Linked DNA regions of Homo sapiens: region 2 is linked to region 1. A link is an interaction called in ENCODE POLR2A ChIA-PET data of the cell type or tissue named here. Cell type or tissue: PC-9. All regions are shown on one strand. Each heading gives the region's core, and the rest is flanking DNA. Links, peaks and the distances in the headings are about the cores only.

The links. Peaks named below come from ENCODE experiments on the same cell type or tissue, not always from the same donor. Only the 100,000 strongest peaks of a DNase experiment are listed, where the experiment ranks them.
Region 2: POLR2A ChIA-PET joins it to region 1 with 9 read pairs; 3 of 35 experiments call an interaction of 5 or more read pairs at or near these places.

What each region holds. Positions count from the first base shown.
Region 1 is chr12:19,391,156-19,406,606 of GRCh38, reverse strand. It overlaps a transcript of AEBP2 not described here. Among named protein-coding and RNA genes, the nearest start is that of AEBP2, 41 kb to the left of the region's middle. In PC-9, for the core only: no CTCF peak of the experiment used is centred there; DNase peaks (open chromatin) are centred at 8,866, 9,896 and 10,406; H3K27ac peaks cover 743 bases.
Region 2 is chr12:19,311,578-19,327,028 of GRCh38, reverse strand. It overlaps PLEKHA5 (pleckstrin homology domain containing A5), which reads right to left. Exons shown (of 32, transcript NM_001256470.2): 16 at 12,135-12,215; 17 at 6,973-7,008; 18 at 6,405-6,467; 19 at 4,639-4,719; 20 at 4,362-4,511. Among named protein-coding and RNA genes, the nearest start is that of AEBP2, 120 kb to the left of the region's middle. In PC-9, for the core only: no CTCF peak of the experiment used is centred there; no DNase peak of the experiment used is centred there.

The sequences.
Region 1 (15,451 bases), core at 5,851-10,850:
TGGGTTCAAGCGAATTCTCCTGTCTCAGCCTCCAGAGTAAGCTGGGATTACAGGTGCATGCCACCACGTTCGGCTATTTTCTGTATTTTTAGTAGAGACGGGGTTTCATCATATTGGTCAGGCTGATCTCGAACTCCTGACCTCAGGTAATCCACCCACCTGGGCCTCCCAAAGTGTGCGTCTATTTATCTGAAGATTGTTAGTGCAGTTAAACTATTTTGTATGATAATATAATCATGATGCATGTCATTATACATTTTTGTAAACCCACAGAATGTATGATGCCAAGAGTGAGCCCTAATGTAAACTATGGACTTTGGGTGATAATGATGTATCAATGTAGGCTGGGTGTGGTGGCTCATGCCTATAATCCCAGCACTTTGGGAGCCCTAGGCAGTGGATCACTTGAGGTCAGAAGTTCGAGACTAGCCTGGCCAATATGGTGAAACCCCATCTCTACTAAAAATGCAAAAATTAGCCAGGCGTGGTGGCAGGCTCCTGTAATCCCAGCTACTTGGGAGGCTAAAGCAGGAGAGTCCTTTGACTCGGGAGGCAGAGGTTGCAGTGAGCCAAGATTGCACCACTGCACTCCAGCCTGGAGTGAGACTCCGTCTCAAAAAAGAAAAAAAAAAAAAAAACTGGCCAGGCATGGTGGTGCACATCTGTAGTCCCAGCTACTCCGGAGGCTGACACAGGAGAATCACTTGAACTCGGGAGGTGGAGGTTGCAGTGAGCTGAGATGGCCCACTGTACTCCAGCCTGGGGACACAGACTCCATCTCAAAAAAAAAGATAAAGTATCAATGTAGGTTTATAGGTTCATTGATTTTAATAAATGTATCCTCTGGTGAGGGATGTTCATAATGGGGGTGTGAGACGAAGCAGGAACCCCTGTTAGGGGCCTGCCAGTCCTCCCACCTCTCTACCATCCTGCCACAAGCATGAAAATAGAGGAAAATCTTGAATTTCTTTAAGAACAAATCCAGCCGGGCGCAGTGGATCACGCCTGTAATCCCAGGACTTTGGGAGGGTGAGGTGGGCGGATCACGAGGTCAAGAGATGGAGACCATCCTGACCAACATGGTGAAACCCTGTCTGTACTAAAAATACAAAAATTAGCTGGGTATGGTGGTACATGCCTGTCAGTCCCAGCTACTCAGGAGGCTGAGGCAGGAGAATTGCTTGAAATCGGAGTCAGAGGTTGCAGTGAGCCGAGATCGCGCCACTGCACTCCAGCCTGGCGACAGAGCGAGACTCCGTCTCAAAAAAAAAAATAAGTAAATAAAATAAAAATAACAATTCCAGATACCTAGCTAGTGCTGAGAAGTAAATAAGCAATTTGATAAGCAAGAAGGTAATAGTAGCCTAAAACGATAGCCAACTGGGCGAGGTGGCTCACGCCTGTAACCCCAGCACTTTGGGAGGACGAGTCGGACAGATCACTTGAGTTCCAGAACAGCCTTGGCAACATGGTGAAACCCCATCTCTACTAAAAAGGCAAAAAATTAGCTGGGCGTGGTGGGGCATGCCTGTAGTCCCAGCTACTCAGGAGGCTTGAGGCAGGAGAATCACTTGAACCCTGGAGGCAGAGGTTGCAGTGAGTCCAGATCTCGCCACTGCACTCCAGCCTGGGCAACACAGTGAGACCTTGTCTGAAAAAAAAAAAAAAAAAAAAAAGAGTAGCCAAGGAAGTTGGAATCACGAGATGTTTGGTTCCCTATAGAAACTAAAAATAATATCGTAACATATGGCCCTGCGTTTCATAAACATGGATCCCTAACAAATGGATCCACTGCCACATAGACCTCAGATAAGGGAGAACTGAGAACTCAACTCTCCCGCATTCTTTGTTCTAAATTTCTTCCTGAGGAGCCTGGAGAAAGCCACACCCACGAGCCAGACCCAACGTTCTTTTCTGCGGAACCCAGTCTTTATAAATGCTTCCCTTCCTTAACCAGTTGTAAATCAGAAAATCTTTGAAACCTTGTTTTTCCAATATGGCGGATAGGAGCCGGTGTTAGCGTGCCTCTCCCACTTGGAAAGACAGAATAGTGTGTAGAGATTCACACTGTGAACATTTTTCCGAGAAGCAACACAGGAACTTAACAGAAAACCACAGACCCTTTGAAAGAAGCAGTGGGTAGCACCCTACACTGTGAAGTAGAAAACTGTTGAGTTTTCAGAGCCTGAGAGGAAGCGCGATGGCCGCCATGCCACACACGCCCTAAAAGAGCTGGGCAACCCAGGCCACAGGGGAAGGCCTTAACCCTACCCAGCTGTTGCTGATTTAGTGAGTGATGGGGAATGTGTGAGAAAGAGTGGCTCTGGGAAGTGCTCTGCACGCACTCCCAGACTCACGCAGGGACAGAGGGAAGCCATTCCTGATCCTACCTCACAAAGGACCGCTGGGAAGTCGGCCAGCTAACTCAGGCGATGGTCACAGGTTAAGAGAAGCTCCCAAGTGAGATCTGCGATATAATCACCTTGACTGGGGACGATCTCCGTTGTCCAGAACCGAGGGTCGAGCGGGAAGTGCGGCGAAGGAGCTGGTTGCCCTTGCTTTACAGGTGGACGCTGGGAGGGGCGTGGCCTGAAAGCCAGGGTTGCTATCTCTCTAGGAAGGCTTATGGCCTGGAGCTTTTTTTTTGAAACGGAGTCTCCTTCTGTCGCCCAGGCTGGAGTGCAGTACCGTGATCTTGGCTCATTTCAACCTCCGCCTCCCGGGTTCACGCCATTCTCCTGCCTCAGCCTCCAAGTAGCTGGGACTACAGCGCCAGCCACCACGCCTGGCTAATTTTTAGTATTTTTAGTAGAGACGGGGTTTCACCGTGTTAGCCAGGATAGTCTCGATCTCCTGACCCGTGAACCGCCTGCCTTGGCCTCCCAAAGTGCTGGGATTACAGGCGTGAGCCACCGCGCCCCGCCGGCCTGGAGCATTTTTGAGTTCTGAGTGCAGGCTGCCTGGAACCTACCTAACTGTTGCTAGTGGAACACTGCGGGTGGGAGCTGTTTGGGGCTTACTGCCGCCTGCTACCCTCGGTTCCCCATGCAGATTCTTTCGTGCAGCAGAGGCAGCTGTGCTTTTCCCTGGAACATTACTCCAGCAGCCAGGAAACTTCCCTCTGATCCCCACTAAGGCCACTGCTTGTGCCTACATCTGGGGAGCCGGAGGGTGGACTTGCCTGACCCAGCCCCCACCTGGTTTTGCCAATCCACCCGCACAGATAGTGTAACACAAGGGACTGGGACATTTAGGAGTGGAGCTCCATGGCCCTACCCATGGTCTGAGAGGCCAGAGTACTTCTCCTGGGTGACATAAGGCAAGCACAAATTCCATTGCTACCACCACAGCTGGCGCTTTTTGCAAGCACCAATTCCTGGCTGGAGGCCAACCAGTGCAGCCCAGTACATTTGCAGACACAATAACGCAGTGTTCAGGAAGGAGAAAACTTGAGTGACCTCAGCTATTGCCACTGCCTGCATCACCTTGGCTAACTAGGAGGTCTTGAGTCTGTCCACATGCCCAGTACATTACTACGACAGCTGGCATTTGAGGAGGCCAACACACTAAGCCATTTGTAACCAAGGAAATCTCAGAGTCTGTGTCACTCTCCTCCTGACCCCATCAGAGCTGGTGCTGGTACCTGCTGCTGGGAGACTTGAGGACAGGTCACATCTCTGGATCCCTTGCAGACATTCCCCAGCACCAATCTGGAGTGTGACAGCCCCACTGAGCAGCTAGACCCAGAGGAGCAGTATTCACAGTAGTCTGGCCCTCAGGGACTGCTACTCCTAGGGGAAAGGGAAGTGTACTACCTTAAGGGAGCACCCTCTGGGACAAAAGAAACCAGGCTGCAGGACTTGAGTTCCTAGTATTTCCACTTGTGGGAAGTTTCTTTCAGCAAAGCCACAGGTTCAGTGGTAGGCTCAGTGAGGAAAGTCTGTGGCCCTACCCCAATAGTCAAGCATCCCTGGCACTCATGAAGGGTCTTGGAGAAGAGAACTTCTCCTCTCCCTTTCCCACCACTGCAGACATAGCTGGACCTTCCCCCATGAGAACTTGGCATAGGTGCATTCGTAGACAACCTTTCTGGAACACTATAGGGTGACTGCAACCCCACAGGAGGAGTGCCATCCAGGTTCAGGCTTGCATGAGAGGGAGAGTCGCAGTCCCTCTCTATGTGGAACAACAGCATTCCTGCAGATGAACAGAGGTGCTTGTCTCACCAGAACAGTCGGAATGCTGGGTCAGAAGTGTAACTAGGAGGTAGATCCGCTTCCTGCTGACCTGGCAAGGGAGCTGAGGTGGCTCCCTCTCTTCCCCCTGAAAAGACAGTGCGTTTCGCTGAGAGCCTCCTCAGCTGCCTCTGTCAAGAGTGGGGCCTCTGCCAATCATTGGGGTATTGCATTTACCCACCTGCTTTAGCTGCAGCCAGTTTCTACCCATGGGTAACTCCTACTGGCTTGAAGCCTGAACTGTTCAACCCAGTGAATAAAATACTGGGGGAAAAACTTCTTTAAGTGTGCACATTGGGGAATGAGGTAAGCTTCGTGAGACCTCTGCTATTCCAGCCCCACAAGAGACAGTGAAACAATGTACACAGCCTGTACCTTGCTACTACAACCAGCATCTGAGGAAGCCATTGCACAAAGATTCTCTTTAACCAAGGAGCACATACAGAATCTGCATCACTGAAAGCACCCGGAGCCAAAGGTAGCTGACAGTAAACTGTAAGTATTAAAGTGACATCCTCAAGGGGGAAATAAAAATAAAATTTAAAAACTTGGCTGGGCACAGTTGTTCATACTTGTAATCCCAACACTTTAGGAGGCTGAGGCAGGTGGATCACTTGACCCCAGTAATTTGAGATGAGTCTTGGCAACATGGCAAGACCTCATCTTGAAAATAGAAAAACAAACAAACAAACAAAAACACAACAACAGGCCGGGCATGGTGGCTCATGTCTGTAATCCTAGCACTTTGGGAGGCCGAGGCGGGAGATCACCTGAGGTCGGGAGTTTGAGACCAGCCTGGCTAATATAGTGAAACCTCATCTCTACTAAAAATACAAAAATTAACTGGGCTTGGTGGCACCCTCCTGTAGTCCCAGCTACTTGGAAGGCTGAGGCAGGAGAATCGCTTGAACCCGGGAAGCGGAGGTTGCAGTGAGCCAAGATCGTGCCACTGTACTCCAGCCTGGGTAACAGCGAGACTCTGTCTCAAAAAAACAAACAAACCAAAATAAAAAAAATTAGCCTGGCATGGTGGCAGTCTCCTGTAGTCCCAGCTACTTGGGAGACTGAGGCAGGAAAATCGTTTGAACCTGGGAGGTGGAGTTTGCAGTGAGCTGAGATCGTGCCATTGCCATTGCACTCCAGCCTGGGTGACAAAGCAAGACTCTGTCTCAAACAAAACAAAACAAAACAAAACAAAACAAAACCAAAAACACAGTTGGACGCAGTGGCTCAGGCATGTCATCTCAGTGTAATCTCGGCACTTCAGGAGGCAGAGGCAGGCAGACACTTGATCCCAGTAGTTGAGACATGCCTGGGCAACATGGAGAAACCCTGACTCTACAAAAAACACAAAACGTAACGAGGCATGGGGATGCACACTTGTAGTCCCAGCTACTCAGGAGGCTAAGACAGGAGGATTGTTTGAGACTGGGAGGCAGAGGTTGAGGTGAGCTGAGATCATGCCATTTTGAGACAGAGGCCCTGTCTCAAATAAATAAATAAATAATAAATAAATAAAAGTCAGTCAAATAAAAAATAAATTCAAAAATAATTAAAAGAAATAGTTGAAGGCCAGGCGCAGTGGCTCAAGCCTGTAATTCCAGCACTTTGGGAGGCCAAGGAGAGCGGATCACGAGGTCAGGAGTTCAAGACCAGCCTGACTAACATGGTGAAACCCTGTCTCTACCAAAAATTTAAAAATTGGCCAGTGGGGTGGTGCGCACCTGTAATCCCAGCTACTCGGGAAGCTGAGGCAGAAGATATGCTTGAACCCGGGAGGCAGAGGTTGCAGTGAGCCAAGATTGCGCCACTGCACTCTGGGCAACAGAGCGAGACTCCATCTCAAAAAAGAAAAAAAAAAAATAGGCCAGGCGCGGTGGCTCACGCCTGAAATCCCAGCACTTTGGGCAGCCGAGGTGAGTGGATCACCTGAGGGCAGGTGTTTGAGACCAGCCTGGCCTACATGGTGAAACCCCATCTCTACTAAAAATCCAAAAAAAAGTTAGTTGGGTGTGGTGGTAGGTGCCTGTAATCCCAGCTACTTGGGAGGCTGAGGCAGGAGAATCAATTGAACTCGGGAGGCGGAGGTTGCCGTGAGCCAAGATTGCGCCACTGCACTCCAGCCTGGGCAACAGAGTGAGACTCTGTCTCAAAACACACACACACACACACACACACACACACACACAAAATTAGATTTGGAAATAAAACTTAGGTTTTATCTGTTTGGCTCCAATCAGTATACAAAAAGTCTTCTCTATATTCATATAGCAAGCATAGCATTGGCATATTAGTAAGGCCATAAAGGACTAGGCACTGATTACATCTACAGGTCGATTAGTAAGGAAATCTTAATGAGGGAGTTAGTTAAAAACTTATAAAGAACCATTTCAGGAAGTTTATTAATCTCTACTGATTAAAATGAATCACAACAATTTGTTGCCCTGTATAATTTAGGAAGAAGTAGGCTAGTAGGTCCTTAATGTTTGCCTATGTGTAAGATGAGCCCGAGTCATAATTTAGATCTATAATGCTGGCCTTATTCACTTGAAATGCCCTTAAATATCCTACTAAGAAACCTTCTATTTAATTACTTAAGAACACTTTAACTCCATAAAATTTGAACTGTTGGGACAGGTTGATTCAATTAGGAGTATACGAATAACCAATATAACTATTGTCATAAAATTCTTTAAAATTAATGCAAAGCTACAGGATCTTCCTAAGGTAGGACTGAAACACAAACAAAGCTGTTTTCTTTCTACTGTGTGTTATTAAGTTTAATTGCTTCATTCTCTTGATTGCTTTTGAAAGAGAAGGAATCGGCCGGGTGTGGTGGCTCACACCTATAATCCCAGCACTTTGGGAGGCCGAGGCAGGCGGATTACAAGGTCAGGAGTTTGAGACCAGCCTGGCCAACATGGTGAAACGCCGACTCTACTAAAAATACAAAAAAATTAGCTGGGTGTGGTGGCACATGCCTGTAATCCCAGCTACTCAGGAGGCTGAGGCAGGAGAATCACTTGAACCTGGGAGGCAGAGGTTGCGATGAGCCAAGATTGCGCCATTGCACTCCAGCCTGGGCAACAAGAGCAAAACTCCGTCTCAAAAAAAAAAAAAGAAGAAGAAGAAGGAATCAATCAAGCTTTCACCAAAAGCTGATGCCATTGCATTACGTATGAAGTTGGCAAGGGAAGACAGACTTGTGACCTAAAAGGAAATCAGGATTTAAAGCATTTACAAATGTGAGGCTCTTCTGTGTCCAAGTCTCCTTTGGTAAGAGACATACTGCATTTGACCATTAACTTCCATGCTATTCACTTAACATAAGTTTCTCAAGTTTATGTTTTAGGATAGGGCAGTCCCTTGAATATCAAGATGATACTACTGATCTGACATTACAAATATATAAAGACACACTTTCCCCAGGAGTGTTGAAAATGTCCTGTCTACATCACCTCCTTAAAATCCCTTGGGAATAACAGCACTTTTGCGATGACAAATTGGAAGTAGGGATGTTGATGATGGAAGAAATGTTGCCTGTATTTGAATCTCCTGGCCCCCCGGGGGGGGTAAGCTCCTGGCCTCATTGACATCAGAGTCCAACAAGCTGAGTGAATTGGTACATACTCTACTTAAAGGCAATTATTTCACAGCTGAATGTTTGGTTGTTTTCTTTATGTTGCTGCTTTGTTTTTTGTTTGTTTTTGTGACAGAGTATTGCTCTGTCACCTAGGCTGCTATGCAGTGGCCCCATGCCCTGCTCACTGTAGCCTTGACCTCCTGAGCTCAAGTGATCTTTTCTCTTCAGCCTCCTGGGTAGCTGCAACTACAGGTGTGAGCCACCACACCCAGCTAATTTTTGAAATATTTTTAGAGATGGGGTCTCCCTGTGTTTCCCTTGAACTCCCTATGTTGGTCTTGAACTCCTGGGCTCAAACAATTCTCTCTCCTTAGCCTCCCAAAGTGCTGGGATTAGAGGGGGGAGCCACTGTGCCAGGCCACATCTCAATGTTTTAAGTGAGACACATGGTGCAGGGGAAAAAAAAATCCCTGTCTCTCTCCCCTAATTTTTTTTTTTTTTTTTTTTTGAGATGGTGTCTCACTCTGTCGCTCAGGCTGACACCATCTGGGCTCACTGCAACCTCTGCCTCCTGGGCCCAAGTGATCCTCCCGCCTCCTACATCAGCCTCCCGAGTAGCTGGTACTACAGGTGCACACCACCACACCTAGCTATATATATATACATATATATATATATACACACACACACACACACACACACACACATATTTTTGTATTTTTAGTAGAAACGGAAACAGGGGTCTCACCATGTTGCCAAGGCTTGTCTTGAACTCTTGAGTTGAAGAGATCCACCCGCCTTGGCCTCCCCAACTGCTGCAATTATAGGCATGAGACTCGCTGCTGGCCTCCTCTAATTTTCTAATCTGTCTGCACATTTATGGGTCATTGCCTAATTATAACTGGAGGTCACCACTGGGACCTGCTGAACAGTCCCAGAGTTTAGAGCCAAGTTACAACCTGTTATCCTTCAGCACAGCTCCAGAGCAAGTTCTCAGATGGAAAACTTTCTCATCCAACCTGCCAGCAAGATGGCTTCATGATGTGTCATTTGTTTGTAATCTTTGTAGGCAAGATTCAGCAGGCAGCTGAAACAGCTATCAAAGGCAGACTATCTTAGATGGGGCGGAGTCCCCGGAGGCGAAATAAGAATTTGATAAAGAAAGGTTTTCGTTTTGTTTTTTTTTAGAGACAACATCTTGCTCTGTCTCCTAGGCTGGAGTGCAGTGTCACCATCATAGCTCACTGCAGCCTAGAACTCCTGGGCTCCAGTGATCCTCCTACCTTAGCCTCCCAGGTAGCTGGGACTACATGGATGTGCCATTATGCCTGGTTCATTTAAAATTTTTTTTTTTTGATACAGAATTTCAGTCTTGTCACCCAGGCTGGAGTGCAATGGCGAGATCTCAGCTCATTGCAAGCTCCACCTCCCAGGTTCAAGAGAGTCTCCTGCCTCAGCCTCCCGAGTAGCTGAGACTACAGGTGCGCAACACCATGCCCAGGTAATTTTTGTTTTGTTTTGTTTTGTTTTGTTTTGTTTTGTTTTGAGATGGAGTTTCGCTCTTGTTGCCCAGGCTGGAGTGCAATGGTGCCATCTCGGCTCACTGCAACCTCCACCTCCCGGGTTCAAGTGATTGTCCTGCCTCAGCCTCCTGAGTAGCTGGGATTACACGCATGCGCCACCACACATGGCTAATTTTGTATTTTTAGTAGAGACGGGGTTTCTCCATGTTGGTCAGGCTGGTCTCAAACTCCCGACCTCAGGTAATCTGCCCGCCTCGGCCTCCCAAAGTGCCGGGACTGCAGGTGTGAGCCACCACGCCCGACAATTTTTGTATTTTTAGTAGAGATGGGGTTTCACCATGTTGGCCAGGCTGGTCACGAACTCCTGACCTCAAATGATCCACCCACCTTGGCCTCCCAGGCTTGAGCCACTGCGTCCAGCCTTGAAAGCCATCTTTCTATTTTAGAAAGGCAGCCTGGGTGCAGTGGCTCACGCCTGTTCTCAGCACCATGGGAGGTCAAAGGAGTAGGATTACTTAAGAGCAGGAGTTCAAGACAATTGTCGGCAACACAGCAAGACTCTGTTTGTATTTTATTTAGAAAAAGAAAAGGTATTATTTTCCTAAGTGACTAATTTCCCTCTTTTTTTTTTTTTTTTTTGAGACGGGGTCTCGCTCTGTCACCCAGGCTGGAGTGAAGTGGCGCAATCTCGGCTGACTGCAACCTCCCCCTCTCAGGTTCAAGCGATTCTCCTGCCTCAGCCTCCAGAGTAGCTGGGACTACAGGCACATGCCACCATGCTCAGCTAATTTTTTTGTACTTTTAGTAGAGACGGGTTTTCACCATATTGGCCAGGATGGTCTTGATCTCTTGACCTCATGATCTGCCCACCTCTGCCCCCGAAAGTGCTGGGATTACAGGCATGAGCCACCGCGTCCGGCCAATTTCTTTTTTAATTTTTTTTTTCTTTTTAAGAGACGGGGACTTGCCGTGTTGCCCAATCTGATCTTGACCTCCTGAGCTCCTGGCCTCAAGTGATCCTTCCACCTTGATCTCCCAAAATATTGGGATTAGAGGCGTGAGTCACCATGCTTGGCTGGTTGAACTTGGAGCTGGACTTTCTGAGCACACAACACTTCTTTCATAGCTCTTGGTCAAATGAGAGGAGGGAAAGGGAAATAACCTATTTTGAAAGCATACCTTAGGGCCAGGTTCAGGATCAGGTAACTCTATTTCCTCTTTTTGTTTGTTTGTTTGTTTGTTTGTTTAAACAGGGTCTCACTCTGTTGCACAGGCTGGAGTGCAGTGGTGTGATCTTGGCTCACTGCAACCTCCCCCTCCTGGGTTCAAGCAATTCTCCTGCCTCAGCCTCCCGAGTAGCTGGGATTACAGGCACATGCCACCATGCCCAGCTAATTTTTGCATTTTTTGGTAAAGACAGGGTTTCATTGTGTTGGCCAGGCTGGCCTTGAACTCCTGGCCTCAAGTGATCCATCCACTTCGGCCTCCCAAAGTGCTGGGATTACAGGCATAAGCCACCGCGCCCAGTCCCTATTTCCTTTTTATACAGATGAGAAAACTCATCTAGGATATCTGAGGATGATGGGTAAGTAAACCGTAAGCAGGGTCTCTAGTCTGGCTCATGCTGTTATCCCCAGCACCTCGCTGAAGAACTGGTCCCTGGTAGGAAGAGAGAAAGAATAGAAGTGGAGGGATCATTGCTGCACAACTGGAGCAGGGAGGAGAGAAAAGTGATGAAGTTGTGGGTGACCCCATTGCTTGAGCAGTGGTAGTACAGGATCCTTCTGGGTTGTAACTGTGTCTTATGCAACTTAAACCACATGGAACACAATACTAGAAACATGGTGGGTGCTCAAAGGAGGTTTTTCTAATTAATTAATCTAGATTAGCACCATTTAAAACATAAGTCCAGGCCGGATGCAGTGGCTCATGCCTGTAATCCTAGCACTTTGGAACGCCAAGGCAGGCAGATCACAAGGTCAGGAGTTTGAGACCAGCCTGGCCAATATGGTGAAACTTCGTCTCTACTAAAAATACAAAAATTAGCCGGGCGTGGTGGTGGGCGCCTGTAGTCTCAACTAGTCGGGAGGCTGAGGCAGGAGAATGGCGTGAACCCGGGAGGCGGAGGTTGCAGTGAGCCAAGATGGCGCCACTGCACTCCAGCCTGGATGACAGAGTGAGATTCTGTCTCAAAAAAACAAAAATAAAAACAAAAAAAGTCTGTTATTACTGTCATGTTAACAGCTCAGAACTTGGTTAACCTTTTTTTTTTTTTTTTTTTTTTTTGGACAAGTTCTCATCACTCTGTTGCCCAGGCTGAATTGCAGTGGCCCAATGCTTGCTCACCGCAGCCTTCATCTCCTGGGCTTAAGTGATCCTCCCATCTCAGCCTCCCAAAGTGATGGGATTACAGGCATGAGCCATAGTGTCCCGCCCTATTCTCTCCTCCTGTCTGTGAGATTCCAGATCCTTGTAATTTTGGGAGACAGAGAGATAATAATCTTTTTTATTAAAAAACAAGATATTTATAACATATGTTTTCACTCAGCAAAGATTTACTATGTGCATAACACTCTGCTAAGTCGGGAGATACCGTGGGGATACAGTGGGGGACTCACAAGTCTATTAATGCTACAATAGGGAAGAAGCTAAAGCTGTGAAGTACACAATAGAGGGATGTTTTGTCCCAAGAGGCATAAGGCAGTCAGGAAAATATTTCTGGAAGTAGTGAGGTCTTAGCTGAAAGGTAGGTAGGATTTCCTAGAACAAAGGAAAGGGTGTGTGGGTGTGAGTTCATGTGTGCCTGAAAGGAGATTGTCTCAAGCAGAGGGAACACCATGTCTTTTTGATCAACTTGGATCTCCACATTCTTTTTTTTTTTTTTGAGACGGAGTCTCGCTCTGTTGCCCAGGCTGGAGTGCAGTGGCAGTGATCTTGGCTCTCTGCAAGCTCCACCTCCCGGGTTCACGCCATTCTCCTGCCTCAGCCTCCCAAGTAGCTGGGACTACAGGTGTCGGCCACCACGCCCGGCTAATTTTTTATATTTTTTTAGTAGAGACAGGGTTTCACTGTGTTAGCCAGGATGGTCTCGATCTCCTGACCTCGTGATCCACCCGCCTCGGCCTCCCAAAGTGCTGGGATTACAGGTGTGAGCCACTGCCCCTGGCCTATTTTTAAATTTTATTTATTTATTTTTGAGACACAGTCTCTAATTTTATTTTTTATTTATTTATTTTTTTTGAGATGTAGTCTCACTCTGTCACCCAGGCTGCAGTGCAGTGGCATGACCTCAGCTCACTGTCACCTCCACCTCCCAGGTTCAAGTGATTCTCGTGGCTCAGTCTCCCTAGTAGCTGGGATTACATGCGCCCGCCACCACGCCCATCTAATTTTTGTATTTTTAGTAGAGACCGGGTTTCACCATGTTGGCCAGGCTGGTCTCAAACTCCCAACCTAAGATGATCCATCCACCTCAGCCTCCCAAAATGCTGGGATTACAGGCGTGAGCCATCACACCCAGCCTGGATCTCTACATTCTGTGAAGCATGAGCAAGTACATAAAGTTAGATGAGTGGTATGGTTAAGTGCACAAACCTGAGCCTCCTCATTTTCTTTCCCTTTAAATTGTGGTAAAAGGCACATAACATAAAATTTACCATTTTAACAATTTGAAAGTGTACAATTCGGTGGCATTAAGTACAGGTATTCATGATGTGCAGACATTCATTCATAGTGTGCAGACATCATGACCTCGTTAACAAAACCTTTTCTTCATCCCAAATGGAAACCCCATACCCATCAAGTAGTCACTTCTCATTTCCCTCTTTCTAAGCACCTGGCAACTACTAATCAGCTTTCTGTCTTTATGAATTTGCCTATGATGGATATTTCATATCAATGGAATCATACAATATGTGGCCTTTTGTAAATTCGTTCTTCACTTAGCATAATGCTTCCTTTCTTCCCCCTTCCCCCTTCCCCTTCCCCTTCCCCTTTCCTCCCTCCCTCCCTCCCTCCCTCCTTCCTTCCTTCCTTCCTTTTGATGGAGTCTCGCTCTGTCACTGCCTCAGCCTCCCAAAGTGCTGGGATTACAGGCATGGGCAACCTTGCCCGGCCTAGCATTCCAGAGATAACTATAACCTGATTTTGCCATTTATCCTTTTCCACAGGTCTTTATATTTTTACAATATTTATGTGTCCATATATGTGTGTGTATATTTTCATGAATATTTTATGCTTATATAGATAAAATTACATTGTATGTATCCTTCTGTCACTTGGTCGCTACCCCTAGCCCACTAATCTTACATCTGTGTGAAATTTTCATGCTGAGACGTGTCATCCAAGTCTATTTTCAGTGCAGCATAACCTTTTCATTGTATGAATATACAAAAGTGACACAGTTATCTATTCAAAAGGCAAATCTGGTCCTGTCAATCTCCTACTTAAAATACCTCAGGGCCGGGCGTGGTGGCTTAAGTCTGTAATCCCAGCACTGTTGGAGGCCGAGGCAGGTGGATCACCTGAGGTCAGGAGTTCGAGACCAGCCTGACCAACATGGAGAAACCCCGTCTTTACTAAAAATACAAAATTAGCCGGGTGTGGTGGCACATGTCTGTAATCCCAGCTACTCGGGAGACTAAGGCAGGAGAATCGCTTGAACCCAGGAGGCAGAGGTTGCGGTGAGCTAAGATCGTGCCATTGCACTCCACTCTGGGCAACAAGAGCAAAACTCTGTCTCAAAAAAAAACAAAAACAAAAACAAAAACAAAACAGTCCAGGCACAGTGGCTCACTCCTGTAATCCCAGCACTTTCAGAGGCCGAGGTGGGCGGATCATGAGGTCAGGGGATCGAGACCATCCTGGCTAACACAGTGAAACCCCCATCTCTACTAAAAATAAAAAAAATTAGCCAGGTGTGGAGGCAGGCTCCTGTAATTCCAGCTACTTGGGAGGCTGAGGCAGGAGAATTGTTTGAACCCGGGAGGCAGACATTGCTGTGAGCTGAGATCACACCATTGCACTCCAGCCTGGGCAACAAAGAGCAAAACATATACATATTTTTCCAGCTGGAGCTGGAAGATTGCTTGAGTTTAGGAGTTTGAGAGCAGCCTGGGCAACATAGTGAGACCTTGTCTCTATAAAAAAATTTAAAAATTAGCCGGGTGTAGTGGCATGAGCCTATAGTCCCAGTTACTCAGTAGGCTGAGGTGGGAGGATTGCTTGATCCCAGGAGGTTGAGGCTGAAGTAAGAAGTAAGCCAGGATCATGCTACTGCACTCCAGCCTGGGTGACACAGTGAGACCCTGTTCACAATAAAAGAGAGAGAGACGGCTGGGTGTGGTGGCTCATGCCTGTAATCCCAGCACTTTGGGAGGCTGAGGTGGGCGGATCACCTGATGTCAGGAATTTGAGACCAGCCTGACCAACATGGAGAAACCCTGTCTCTACTAAAAATACAAAATTAGCCGAGCGTGGTGGTACATGCCTGTTATCCCAGCTACTCGGGGGGCTGAGGCAGGAGAATAGCTTGAACGCAGGAGCCGGAGGTTGCAGTGAGCCGAGATGGCGCCATTGCACTCCAGCGTGGGCAACAAGAGCGAAACTCCTTCTCCAAAAAAAAAAAAAAAAAAAAGGAGATACAAATATTAGCTGGGTGTGGTGGCACATGCCTGTAATCCCAGCTACTCAGGAGGCTGAGGCGTGAGAATCACTTGAACCGAGGAGGCAGAGGTTGCAGTGAGCTGAGATCGTACCACTGCACTCCCACCTGGGCGACAGAGCATGATTCTGTCTCAAAAATAAAGTAAAATAAAAGAAAATAAAAATAGATTTTAAACAATATATTCTTTGGTGGTTTCATCAGACATTTATGAAGATTCTCAGTGAGTTCTATTGCTGGCTGTGACCTTCATTGTTCTCTTCAGTTGAACCTGATGCCTGATGCACCTTCTGATCCTTGCTCCCTTCTGCCTCCAATCCTCAAGCTTATAGCCTTTTTACTGCTTCCAGATTCCACTTTCTTTCCTTCCTTTAAATTCTTATTTCTTTTACTTTTGTAAAAGGAGGCAGATGTGCCACGGATTATATGTTGTTTCCACAAAATGTAT
Region 2 (15,451 bases), core at 5,547-10,546, 79 kb after region 1:
GCATGTTCACCACAGAACTATTTACAATAGCAAAGACATGGAACCAACCTAGATGCCCATCAATGGTGGACTGGATAAAGAAAATGTGGTACATATATACCACGGTACTACACAACCATAACAAAGAATGAAATCATGTCCTTTGCAGCATCATGGATGCAGCCATAGGCCATTATCCTAAGTAAATTAATGCAGGAAAAGAAAACCAAATACCGTATGTTCTCACTTACAGGTGGAAGCTAAACACTGGTACTCGTGGACATAAAGATGGTAACAGTGAAACTGGGGACTACTGTGGGTGGGGAAAGAATGGAAGATAAAGGTTGAAATCGAGTACTATGCTAGGTACCTGGGTGATGGGCTCATTCATACTCCAAACCTCAGCATCACACAATAGACCCAGTTAACAAACCTACACATGTACCCCCAAACCTAAAATAAAATAAAAATAAATAAAAAGTATAGGGAACACTGCTTTACATGCTTCCCTTGTGCTAATCCTAGTTTTGTGTACTTTTGTGGCCTACCAGGTGAGGAGAAGATGTTTTCAGAATCACAGCTTTGATCTACAGAGGTGCTAATGTTATACCCCTTATGCTTGGGGCTTAGATTTGAACTAGTGCTATGAACTGACTGTGAAAGATTCAGTGAAATCCTTTGAGATTCTGCCAGCAAAAATGTAATTCAAATTTAAATCTAATCAACATTCACTGAGTGCCAACCATATGCCCAGTATGATGTTATGCACATGCTAACATTTGCAGCCTTAAGCTACAAATATAAATAAGTTTACATAAAGGCACAAATAACATAGTTTGTATTCTATGCAATAAGACTTGTCTTAGAAGAATATATTCTGAGGGTTTGTCATAACCACTGATTATTGTTGAAGGCAAGGAAAAAGAAACCAGGAAAGTGATTACATAAGACAAAAACCAGAAAAAGGGATACTCAAACAAGATCAAATTTTATTTTATTCTATTTTATTTATTTTATTTTATTTTATTTATTTTATTTTTTTGAGACAGAGTTTCACTCTTGTTGCCCAGGCCGGAGTGCAATGGCGTGATCTCGGCTTACCGCAACCTCAGCCTCCCGGGTTCAAGCGATTCTCCTGTCTCAGCCTCCTGAGTAGCTGGGATTACAGGCATGCGCCACCATGCCTGGCTAATTTTGTATTTTTAGTAGAGGTGGGGTTTCTCCATGTTGGTCAGGCTGGTTTGAACTCCTGGCCGCAGGTGATCTGCCTGCCTTGGCCTCCCAAAGTGCTAAGATTACAGGCTTGAGCCACCGCACCTGCCTGGCCTATTTTCTATTTATTATTACTATTTTTTTTTTTTTGAGACAGAGTCTCGCTCTGTCGCCCAGGCTGGAGTGCAATGGCACGATCTCGGCTCACTGCAACCACCGCCTCCCGGGTTCAAGCAATTCTCCTGCCTCAGCCTCCTGAGTAGCTGGGATTACAGGCATCTGCCCCCACACCTGGCTAATTTTTGTATTTTTATTAGAGGCGGGGTTTCACCGTGTCAGCCAGTCTGGTCTCGAACTCCTGACCTTGTGATCCGCCCGTCTCGGCCTCCCAAAGTGCTGGGATTACAGGCGTGAGCCACCATGCCTGGCCTTCTATTATTAACGATTTTGTTTTAGAGACAGTGTATCACTCTATCACCCAGGCTGGAGTGCAGTGGCACAATCACACAACCTTGACCTCCTGGGCTCAAGAGATCCTCCCACCTCAGTCTCCTAAGTAGCTAGGATCACAGGTGTACACCACCATGCCCAGCTACTTTTTTGTTTCTTGTAGAGATAGGGTCTCCCTAAATTGCCCAGTTTGGTCTCAAACTCCTGGGCCCAAGCAATCCTCCTGCCTCAGCCTTCCAAAGTACTGAGATTACAGGCGTGAGCCAGCACTCCTGGCAAAATTCATTTCTATTAAGATATTTTTAACAAATTTCCCATCTGGGCTAAAGTTAACCTTGAGATGCAGCAAATTCTAAACCTACTGATGAGATTTAATTTATTAATCCCAGTTGATAAGGAAAGGGATTCCCTAAAATCGGAATTTCAAGAGCAGATACCAAATCATTAAATAGTTTCCAACTAAATGTCTGTAGAGCCTACCATTTTGATTTGACTCAAGTTGTCACAGAGACCCTGAGCTTCTCATTAGCTTGGCATTGACAGTTTAACCCCATTTTCCCTTTCTAATCTCACATTTTCTATCCTCTCACAGGAATCCTCTATCCCAGTCAGGCTGTTAGTTCTATTTCCTCCTTTTCCAAACATGTCTCCTATGTTCTCATCTTTGCTGTGGCTTAGGGTGTTTTGTATTATTTGAATAAACCACTCTTCACTTCTCTTCTCATTGTATCCAAATCCTACCTATCCTTGATTAGCTCAGTACTACTTCCTTGTAGACAGTATTTCAGGTGCTTATATTTTCTTTATGACTATATTACAGAAATCCATGTAGATCTAAATCTTCAGAAATGTGGTAAGAAGATCTGGATTTGAGTTTTAGGTATATTATTTATTAGCTTTGTAACCTTGGGTAAGTCATTCAGCTCAATCATTCATCCAATGTGAATGAGACATAGTTTCTTATTTCAAGATACTCACAATGGAAAGGATATTAAATTTCAAAAAAGTCTACAAACATGACAATATAATTAAGACTCAAATGAGACAACAGAAATAACAGTATTTTAAAAATGGAAATAGAAATGTAAGGTATTTAAGAATTCCTCAAACTAAGTTTTCAGTGATTTTAAAATCATGGTATATTCCTTTAAAAATGGCTCACGTTTGGAATTCAGGGTTCAGAATAGAAGCCAAGTTGAGATTCTGGGATCTTGCCAGCCTGGAAAGACTCCTCTAAATTAAGCTATACTGTCTGTGGCCCTTCTTAAAAGATAGCTGCTCCCTAGCCCATTGAAGGTACAGACAAGGGTTTGGGAGCAGTTTTATATAACATGGCAGTTTTTCCTAAGATTTCTCTTTCAAAGAGCTGCTTAGACTGGTGCTCTTACTATGTTTATAGAGATGACCACATCATAGGACCTAAAGCCAGCTGTTTAAACTCATAAAACAGTTTATAAGCTGCAAGTTAAGACTTTTAGATTTGGTAATTCCAAGAGACTCACAGTCATAGTTATATGACTATGAGTTACACGGTTCTGTTACGTACATTTCTTTCTTTTTTTTTTTTTTTTTGAAACAGAGTCTCACTCTGTTGCCCAGGCTGGAGTGCAATGGCATGATCTTGGCTCACTGCAACCTCTGCCTCCTAGGTTCAAGCAATTCTCGTGCCTCAGCCTCCCAAGTAGCTAGGATTACAGGCACCTGCCACCACACCCAGCTAATTTTTGTATTTTGGTAGAGACGAGGTTTCACCATGTTGGCCAGGCTAGTCTCAAACTCCTGACCTCAAGTGATCCACCTGCCTCGGCCTCCCAAAGTCCTGGGATTACGGTGTCAGCCACCGCACCCAGCCTTGCTATTTATATTTCTATTGATTGATTGATTGAGACAGAGTTTCAGTCTTGTTGCCCAGGCTGGAACGTAATGGCGCGATCTCAGCTCACTGCAACCTCTGCCTCCCGGGCTCAGATGATTCTCCTGCCTCATTACAGGTGCATGCCACCACACCTGGCTAATTTTGTATTTTTAGTAGAGATGGGTTTTCACCATGCTGGTCAGGCTGGTCTTGAACTCCTGACTTCAGGTGATCCACCCACCTTGGCCTCCCAAAGTGCTAGTATTACAGGAGTGAGCCACCACATCCAGACTACTTATTTTCTTAATGCAATAAACAGGAGTACTCATCTCCCCTGTAAAACACTCATTTCACAAAGGACAAAATGTTTGGCTGGGTGTGGTGGCTTACACCTGTAATCGCAGCACTTTGGCAGGCCAAGCCAGGAGAATCACTTGAGACCAGGAGTTTGAGACCAGTCTGGGCAACATAGTGAGGCCCCATTTCTATGAAAAAAAAAAAAAAAAAAAAAAAAAATCTAGCCAGGTGTAGTAGTGCCAGCCTGTAGTCCCAGCTACTTGGGAGGCTGAAGCACTCACTTGAGTCCAAGAGATTCAGGCTACAAGTGAGTTATAGTCAAAATACTGTACTCCAGCCTGGGTGACAGAGTGAGACCTTGTCTCATAAGTAAATAACAGAATGCCCACTAATTAAATAATCTTTTAATTTTATGTTCCTAAACAGAAGCACACTAATAACAAATTAATATTTTCTGCTATAATAATATAGAAGAATCCTAAAGAGAGCCCAGTATTAAAAAAAAGAGAAGAAAATAGAACTACATATTTAAGCTACTTTTATTAGGGGAAAAAAAAAATCTACTTACGGCAGTGGCTCGAGAAAGTTCTCGACACGTACTAAGCAGTCCATTTTGTAAATCATCCCTTTGTAACACCACTGTCTGAATGGCTGCTGGGTTATCTGCATGCATTTCTATCTCTTGGCTGGCTGATAGCAAAGCTTGCTCAAGCGTGTACTATTATGATAAAAAGAATTACACTTAATGTTCTGCATCATTGTATTAATTCTTTTTACTTATCAGTGTCCTGATAATAATCATATTAAGTAACATCAATTGTAGACAATAAACATAATTGTCCTACTTTCTCCTTGTGGAGTTGCTGAAGTTTCTCTTCCAGAGCATGCACCACTTTATCTTGTTCACATAATCGGCTTAACTTGGCCTAGGTTATAAGAGAAGATGTCTTGTTAGCAATTTTTTATTTTTTCTGTAATTGGAGGTAGGCAGTCATTATATGACCAAAAATCTATATTTCAATCAATAAAAGTTAAAATATAGCTTACAAAGATAGAATCCTTAAAAAATAGGCATGCAAGCATTTTGCCTCTACAATCTGCTAAATAGGTTAAGTGATAATATGCAGTCCTTAATTAAAATGCTTACTGGATTCTATTGTTATATGTTTAAAAAACACACTCTTAGATTCTTAGAAAATAATATAAACAATAGATCACTTCTAATTGAAATACAAATAAAAATATTATTAATGGAGAAAAATAACTTTCATCAGGGTTTTAGTGTTTAAATTCTTAATATTACCCTAATTTCTTAATTATGAAAGTACAAGAAAGTATTCTAATAAAATTTCAATAGTACAATAAACCAGTTTTAATGTTTCAAAATGAAAACACTGGACAAATTGGAAATATGTCCCCAACTTTATGGCATAATGACACATAAGCAAGAAATTTGAGACTTTACTTTCTTTGCCATTTATCTATTAAAATAACTACCTTATCTTTGTCAGACAACAAGACTCAGCCTACACAAAATGAAAGGTGTTAAAAAGAAAAAGTAGGGGGCTGGGCTCGGTGGCTCACCCCCGTATCTCTGCACTTTGGGAGGCCAAGGTGGGTGGATGACCTGAGGTCAGGAGGTCGAGACCAGCCTGGCTAACATGGCAAAACCCTGTCTACTAAAAAAAAAAAAAAATACAAAAAGTTAGCTGGGCATGGTGGCATGCTCCCGTGATCCCAGCTATTTGGGTGTCTGAGGCATAAGAATCACTTGAACCCGGGAGGTGGAGGTTGCAGTGAGTTGAGATCATGACACTGCACTCCAACCCGGGTGACAGAGAGAGACCCTGACTCAAAAAAAAAAAAAAAAAAAAAGAAAAGAAAAGAAAAGAAAAGAAAAGGGGGTATAATGAGTGAAGAATGTATGGCAAATCAGCAATCTAAAATATGATTTAAAAGAAACTAAATTTAAAAAGGAGTAGTGATAAAATTTCTAAAGGCCGAACTTTATCTGAAAAACACAGCAATTCGTCTCCAGTCTCTAGTCTTCCATAACTTTTTTTTTTTTTTGAGGCAGGGTCTCACGCCATAACCCAGGCTAGAGTGCAGTGGAATGATCTTGGCTCACTGCACCTGTCCCTCCTGGGTTCAAGAGATTCTCAGGCCTCAGACTCCCGAGTAGCTGGGATTACAAGCGTGTACCACCATGCCCAGCTAATTTTTGTATTTTTAGTAGAGACAGGGTCTTGCTATGTTGCCCAGGCTGGTCTCAAACTCCTGGCCTCAACTGATCCGCCCGCCTCGGCTTCCCAAAGTGCTGGGATTAAAGGTGTGGGCCACCGTGTCCAGCCAATCTGTAACTTCTAAAAATCAGAAACAGTTTTTACTTTCATTTAAGTGATGCTTAATAACGTTGGACTGCTAACAATAGGGAGCAGTGGGACGTAGAGGGCAGGGAATAATAATTTAGAGCACACACATAAAATATGAATTTACCTGATGTCACTTTGGAGGACTTGGGAGAAAGAAGTTTTTTGGTCATGCTTATTTCCAGTGTTTTTGGCGGAGAATACGACAGAGTACTGACCACATATATCATACTAATACTTACATCAATATCTACTTCTTCAGGTCTGTATTTGTATAATGTGCCTCTACCTTCATCTTGTGACAGCTATAAGAAAAAAATCATATAGCAACTTAAAAAATCTTATTTAAAAATATATTTACCCTATTAATTAATACTTTGGATTTATATTAAATATATATAACATAACAAAAATAGATTTTAATGATTCTTACACTTTTAGAAGTTTAATTCAAACACTGATCAACAAAGTAGAAAATACTTAACAGTGATATAATATGCAAGATACATACGAACGATGTATGTAACAAGCTTGTTAAACATAATAATATGCTGGTCAAACAAAACTAATACAGTATCTTACATCATTTCTTTTAAAGACACACATTATTTTAATAAAAAAACTGACAAATACAATCGTAGCAACTGTGTCAAATCAAATACTTAAATTAAGCATAGTTCAACAGCCAAAACCATCCTTCACGGTATATACATAAACACACACTGTGTATGTGTACACTCAAATGTCAACACATCTTAACAAAACCTATAACATATTGTATACATATATATAATATATAAACACACATACACAATATAGACTTATCTTGCTCTTCTGTCTTAAGAACTAAAAGATAATGAAGGAAAAGGATGGGTTTAATTGAAAAGAGGAAAATCATTCGAAATCTTATAAAACTGAAAGCCTATGTTATAAACTATGGATAGTCAAATTTCATAAAAAGTTTATGTGTGTTAGTTGACTCCATTTATGTTACTATATTGTAAGGAATTATTCAGTGTACTTAAATATCCTTTCTTCAGCTTCTGCCCAGTACATTTTGGTTAAAAGATATTTTGGTTACTTCTGATTGTGCTTAGCAAGATTTCAATAGCCATCCCAGTCAGTTATACCACAGATAACATCACAGCCTCTGCAGGCAATACTTCACTATTTTTCTTGTCTTTTGATTTTTATATTGACTGTGAGAAAATAACAAAAACACAGTAGAAAAAATTTAAATGGGGCTCATTGCATGTTTACTAAATGGCACAATGTTTTCAAGGTGGGGTTAGAAGTAATGTGTCCCAATTACATTCCAGTTTAAAAAATTAAATTTCATATACGCATAATACATAAGAATGTATAAATGACAATTCTATATGTTTTCTCTATGAAAGAAACTGCTTGACAGTTACAGCTTTAAAAGGAAGCATCATTTAAACAGGAGATAACTTTGAATTGATCTAGAAATGTGGGAATCAGGAGAAGGTTAAAAATATAAGCATTCCAAACATACAATAAATCCTGGATTTATATTTCATTTCAAGACATTACTTTCACATACCTCATGCAAATGAATCTGTGACTATTTAAGGGTATGCAGTGATTGTTAAACCACAAAACTTTCATAGGAATGAATATTACATGAAAAATGAATTTAATGACAAAAGTTAGAATACTCTTATACTATTCAAAATAAGTATCCTCAGGTGTGTCCTGAGAAGTGTCAACTGTCATTGTAAATTAAAGCACCTAGATCCAAGAAAATAATTTATATTCCTATCTGGAAAAAAAGTAATATGAAGTAAGTTTTAAATAGGTAGATCTATGATAAAAAAAGTAAGACAATGCCAAAATTCCATTTTCATATTTATAACAAATTAAAGATGAAAAGTCATAAGCTACTAAGATGTTCAAATATAGTTTGCTTAATATTTATTTATTTTTTGAGATGGAGTCTCGTTATTGCCCAGCCTGGAGTGCAGTGGTGCGATCTCGGCTCATTGCAACCTCTGCCTCCAGGGTTCAAGTGATTCTTTTGCCTCAGCCTCCAGAGTAGCTGGGATTATACGTGCACCATCATGCCTGGCTGATTTTTGTATTTTTAATAGAGACGGGGTTTCACCATGTTGGCCAGGCTGGTCTGGAACTCCTGACCTCAAGTGATCCTCCCATCTTGGCCTCCCAAAGTGCTGGGATTATAGGCGTGAGCCACCACGCCCAGCCGTAGTTTGCTTAATATTTAAAGTTAAATGCAAAACAGCTTTACTAGATTACAGAATCTGAATATAACTAGCAGACAGTGTTTCATCTAGATTAAAATATCAAATGTACCCTATATCTCAGAGTCAACAGAAAAAAACATTAGTATATTAAAGTGAAAACTTACTAATTTATAGTAAATCTTTAGGATATTGATATACTATTTTTATTTGGGGAATCTTATTGCAGATTTATTTTTACATCAGTTAGCATATCATAATAGAGAAAAATGTCTACTGTAGTTACAACTTTAGAGCGATATATCCTTTATAGCCATATAAATATATTATACATATCAATCAGATTTTTGTGGTATTTCTACTTTTAGTACCACCGAAATTTTTCTTGAAATCTTTTATCAAGTTATTCAATAAAGATATTCATTAGACATCAACTAACCAAATCCTTAAACCTCTCCCCACACATTGCTTTTATGACAGAATAAAAGCATAAGAAAACAAAATTTTTCCTTAAACAAACAAAAAACGCCTTCATAGAATTGAAAAGGTTGCTATTTTGTCCTCAACATGAAAATCCTGACTCCTCATCCCAACCCCTGGCCCTACCGAAAAAAAAGAAAAGTAAATTTCATGAGCATTCTGGTTAATTTAAGTTCATGGTAACACTGTTTATCATTTTTTTCAAATACACCTTTAGCCAAAAAAAAAAAAAAAAAAAAAAAAGGTTTGGTTTGAATACTTCATTCGAAGTACCTTAGCAACACTAGAAAAGCAAATGAAAAAATGGGCTATGTAGTAATTACATAAACTTGTGCAGTGCTCCAACTTCAGGTTGAGGAGTGTGTTATATGGATTTTATTAACTACATAAGGACATGTGTTATATTTTATTTAGGATGTCGGAACCATTTAAAGTATCTGATACTTTTTTTTTTTATAAACTGTCTTGGCATTAAAACAAAGTTACATATGTTAATTAAAATTCAACTTCAATATCCCTTAGGTATGTGGACTATATATATTTTAGAGTATATGAACATGATACATAAACTCCAAAAAGGAGTTTTGGGGAAATATTTTAAAATTTGATAAAATTAGACATTATATCCACAGATGGCAAAAAAAATGCTCATAGGACTATAGGCATTTGTTGATATTGCATCTTTTAGGACAAATTACTTATCAGGTGATTAATTTCACTGGTATTAATCATGTTATAAAAACTATGGTCCTAAAATGTAACTGTGAAAGGTGGTGTAGAATACAGAATGCTTAAAAAAAAAAAAAAAGAGATAGTATCTCATTCTGTCACCCACCAGGCTAGAGCACAGTGGTGTAATCGTAATCACAGTTCATTGCAGCTTCGGACTCCTGTCTCAGCCTCCTGAGTAGCTAGGACTATAGGTGTGTGCCACCATGCCTGGCTAATTTTTTTATATTTTGCAGAGACAGGGTCTTGCTTTGTTGCCCAGGCTAGTCTCAAACTCCTGGCCTCAAGCGATCCTTCAGCTTTGGCCTCATAAATTGTTGGGATTACAGGCATAAGCCACCTCGACAAGCCTGGATTCAGTTTTAAGTCTTTTTTAATTGACCAATTTTAAGAAAATTACTGCCTAGGTAATTTCTTGAGTGTTCTCCAAGGAAGAAAAATGCAAACATTTCCAAAAACTGAGTGGCTATGATTCAGAATAAAATAGGTTATAAAACATTTTGCCATTGTATTTCTAGCTAAATATCAATAACTTATTAATAAAACACTGTCATTCAACTTCAGAAAAGCAAACTGTAGCAGTACATTTTCCCTGGATAATAACATGATGAGGGAAACCTGGAGAAAAATAAAATATAATTTCAGTTTGTGCAAATTTATAAACACAGTTTAAAAAATGTGTCGGGCTGTCACTTTAATCTATTAAGGATGCCCTGCTTAATAATTAAGTCCTTTACTAGTGGCTGAATAAAAATAAGACAGTCTGAAGACTCCCTAGCCTTAACAGCACTGAGAGTTAACACTGATTTCCTGGTAACTGGTGACTCAGCCATGCCCAGGCAAGGCTGCTGACATTAGACATTCAGATCTTTCTGTTCTATACAATTTTAGTTTTCTTTCACATATTAATATAAAGAAATATTTATACAAATCTATTGCTCTTTCGGTATTCAAGGTCAGTGATGCTATAATGTGCCAGTCTCAGACATCTTCACTTTCCCCCCCCTCAGCCCTTCCCATTTCAGATCTCCACACTTTGGGAAAACCCCAATTAGAACTTTTAATGCAACCAAATAATTTAAACTATCAGACTTCCGCATCCTGAACCATGAATGTTGAGCATTATAAAAAAAAACCCAACCAAACCAAACAGATTTGAAATCCAGGCTACCATTCTCATCTAAAATATGCAAAATGTGATAAAAACATAACCTATTACAACAAAATCCCTTTGATCTCATGTCAATTTAGCATCTTATAGATGATATATTTTACTGACAGCTTCAGACACTGCAGAAGGTATCAGTTTTGGAATAATACTTATTCGGAATAATACTTATTCCAAATACTCTCGGTGTGGTACTTTGGAATAGAGTACCAAGGTCTATAATCTGGTGACTTTAAGAATTGAAAGATTCCATTTTCTTTTGATAAGTAAAGCTGTTTAACTTTAAATATTTAATAGTTTGTTAATCTCTTTATTGCAAATTTGAGACTATTTTCAGTCATCTAATAATATACTTTAAATATTTTGAAAACTGTGCTGAAATATAAGTCACCCTCTGATCAATTGTATCCATTCCTCAGTTACATGGCCCTGTGATGCAGATCCCATGGCAACTGAACCAAATAGAGGCCTTAAAAGCCAGCATGAGCTCAAAGTCGTTCTTTTTACTAGGTGCCTTATATATTTAAATCAAAATATATATTCATTTTTCATGTTAGTTAATTTTCTTCTTCTGCATGATTTTTAAAGATTGTAAAGGTCATACGCCAGAGTAATTTGAGGGTGTTGAAGTGAAAGAAGCTGATGTTGAGAAACACATAGCTAGAAACATTTAGACCATGAGATACACAAAAATTTGATAGAAACATATGACTTCTTTTGCAGATCTGCAGATTACTAAGGTTCCTAAGTTAAAGCCAGCCAACTCCATGACACACATTTTGAATAAGGAAAAACAATAGGGTAACTTATGATAGTCTTGACGACTGCTTGAGAATGGTAAGAATACAGCGACAAAATACCCCCAGTATGTTAAAAAGTGGCTATCTTTAAGTTTTACCATACCATAGTACAGAAACTAGATTTAAATAACGCCCATACAAATATAATGTATTCTTAAAACACTAGGTTGGGGGAAGTTGTGGAGGGCAACCCCTGAAAGTAAATATTTTTACAAAGCCTTTTCCCTAAAAAATAGGTATAATGCTTTTAAAGTTAATAAAACCATATGAAAATCTAGTAATTTTGCAAATGTACTGCAGACCTCCAAGTACATATCAATCAAATACTCTGCACAAAAACTTTAGGAAAATGGCACATTTAATATTCAACAGCAAAATGTTCAGCGAAGCCATGCTAAGAATACTGCAGCATCTTGAAAAGCATGGATGAATTGTGGTTTTCCAAATAAACATAAACAAAAAATAAAATAAGAAAAACACTGATGTCATGAGTAAATCTGAGAATAAATCAAAACTGTCACTGAGGGATTTTGCAGATGATAAAGCAGTATCATTCACTGTCCAAGACCTTACTTGCTGGTACAGTTGGGGTCTTAGCGCCGAGTTCTCAATCATTGTGTGAACCATGGTGATAATAGGTTCATTTTCTTTCATCTATTTCAAATCAGGAGGAGCATACAGCAAACATCAGTTTACAGCATAGCTAGATTTGAAAGACGACACTGTAAATATAGCCTCTACTTTAATATCTTCCTAATAGTGCAGTTGTTTACATTTTACCCCATGGTTGTACAGATTTAATTCATATAAACCATTTCAAACAAGTATTAAACGCTGTGAAATACTTCCAAGAAAAAACTACTAATTGCAACACTGTCACAACTAGTTTTACTTCATACATATAATCATGATATAGTCAATTAATGAATATTTCTACATATAATAAAATAGATGATAAATCATAATTCAAAGGGTAAACTAAAGGGTGAGAACCTACACAATCAGGAGAAAAATGGTACAATTTGATTATGAATTCAGTAATAAAGCTGAAAATGATATTCAGTTCTGTGTAAGGTTATAAAAAATTAGTTCTCTACAAGTATTAAAATATAATATACTGAATGTGTCACTTAATCACATATTTTATTAAAGGTAATCTTGACATTTATAGAGACTCTATTTTGGATTTTCTCACAGTATAATACCACATGTAGAATTACTCAAGGATATGCAAACTAAGACTTATTCAGCAAAGACTTGGTATGTCTCCTTAGCTTCTAAAAAGGTAGTCTGAAACCAAGCTTAACATTTCCAGCTATGTTGTACTTAATTACTGCCTCTAGAAAAATATTTGTTTTAGCAGGCTCTGTACTTGAGTTAAAGCACTCAAAAGACCATCATGATGTATATAGTAAAAGGCCAAGAAAGCTTTACCATTTGTAAGTCGACAGGTCTGTTTATAATGGTAATTTGTAACGCTTAATTTTCATCTTTCATATACAGAAAATAAGCATTTCTATCGTGGTTGACAAATGCTACTTTACTGGTTCAGCTAAGTCTACAACAAAAGTTCATTAATCTCAAAATTAATAAATTTATTAATATAATGTAAGAAAAAACTAAATCTTAAAACTCTTTTTCTAGACAATTATATTTTCAGTCTAATTGCCAATAAAATTTGTTTAGTTATCAAATTAGAAACCTCCTGTGACTGGTTTAATCTACTTTTTAGTCAGTTAAGTGATAATGAAACACATGTTTGTCTTTTAACAATATCCCAATTAAAAATTTCATTCAGACTAGACCATTTATTTTTAAATCTCTGTGCCTACAACTGCTTTTTGGAAGTGAGGATATTAAAAAAAAAACTTCACTGAAGAATAAATTGACAAATTTTAGTTATACATCAACGACTTTTGACAAAAGTATTCACATATGTAACAATCAAAACATACAGAATGTTTCCATCTACCCAGGTAGTTCCCTCATGTTACTTTACCACCAACCTGATTAATTAATAAATTAATTTTGTCAAACTTAATAATTACATGTAAAGGTATTTGGAACAACACATCAGTTAAACAAAAAATTCTTAAGTGTTACGGTGATCTGTTGCCCAGATTGGAATGCAGTGGCCCTATCATGGCTCACTGCAGCCTCAAACTCCTAGGCTTAGGCGATCCTCCCACATCAGCCTCTCGCATAGCTAGGACTACAGGCACATGCCACCATGCCCAGCTAATTTTTTATTTTTTGTAGAGACAGGGGCCTCATTATGTTGCCCAGGCTGGTCTTGAACTCCTGGGCTCAAGCAATCCTCCTGGCTCATCCTTTATAATTGTTTTGGGGGAGCCAGGAACCTCGCTCATAAGAGATGATGAAATCGATAAAGGTTGTGTGTTCTGTTTCACTGACCAGCCGTTATCCCATCTCTCTTCCTTTCCTTGGGCCTGCCTATTCCTCGAGACACAACAATATTGAAATCAGGCCAATTAATAACCCTACAATGGCTTCTAACAGTGCAAGTGAAAGGAAGACTTGCATGCTTATCACTTTAAATCAAAAGCTAGAAATGATTAAGGTTAGTGAGGAAGGCATGTGGAAAAGCTGAGACAGGCCGAAAACTAGACCTCTTGTGGTAAACATTTACCCAAGTTGAGAAGGCAAAGAAACAAGTTGTTGAAAGAAATTATAAGTGCTACTCCAGTCAACATACAAATGATAAGAAAGCAAAACAGCCTTGCTGCTAATAGGGAGAAAGTTTTAGTGGTCTGAAGAGAAGATCAAACAGTCACAACATTCCCTTAAGCCAAAGCCTATTCCAGAGCAAGGCCCTAACTCTCTTCAATCCTATGAAGGTTGAGAGAGATGAGGAAGCTGCAGAAGGAAACTTGGAAGCTGGCAGTTTGGTTCATGAGGTTTATGGAAAGAAGCCATCTCCATAACATGTAAGTGCAAGGTGAAGCAGCAGGTGCTGATGGAGAAGCTGCAGCAAGTTATTCAGAAGATCTAGCTAAGATAACTGAAGAAGGTGGCTGAATTCAATGATAGATTTTCAATGTAGACGAAATAGCCTTGTATGGGAATCAGATGCCACCTAGGACTTTCATAGCTAGAGAGGGAAAGTCAATGCCTGGCTCCAAAGCTTCAAATAGGATGACACTCTTGTTTGGGGATAATGCAGCTGGTAATTCAAGCTGAAGCTGATGCTCATTTACTATTGTGAAAATCCTGATGTTAAATCTACTTTGCTTATGCTCCAAAAAAGGAACAAAGCCTGGATGATAGCACATCTGTTTACAGCATGGTTTACTGAATATCTTAAATCCACTGTTGAGAACTAATGCTCAGAAAGAAAGATTCCTTTCAAAATATGAGTGCCCACTGACAATGAACCTAGTTACCCAAGAGCTCTGATGGAAACATGTAAGTGGATGAATGTGGTTTTCACGACTGTTAACATAACATCCATTCTGCAGCCCATGGATCAAGGAGTCATTTCAACTTTCAATTACTATTATTTAGGAAATGCATTTCATAAGGCTCTAGCTGCTACAGATAGTGATTCTTCTGATGGATATGGGTGAATTAAAGAAGAAACTTCTGGAAAGAATTCACCATTCTGGATACTAGATATTTGTGATTTAAGAGAGGAGGTCAAAATAGCAACATTAACAGAAGTTTGAAAACACTGGTTCCAACTCTCATGAATGAGGTTGAGGGGTTTAGAACTTCAGTGGAGGAAGGAACTGCAGATGTGGTGGAAATAAAAAGAATCAGAAGTGAAGCCTGAAGATGTGAGCGAATTGCTTCAATCTCATACTAAAACTTGAGTGGATGAGGAACTGCATCTTATGGATGAGCAAAGAAAGTAGTTTCTTGAGATAAAA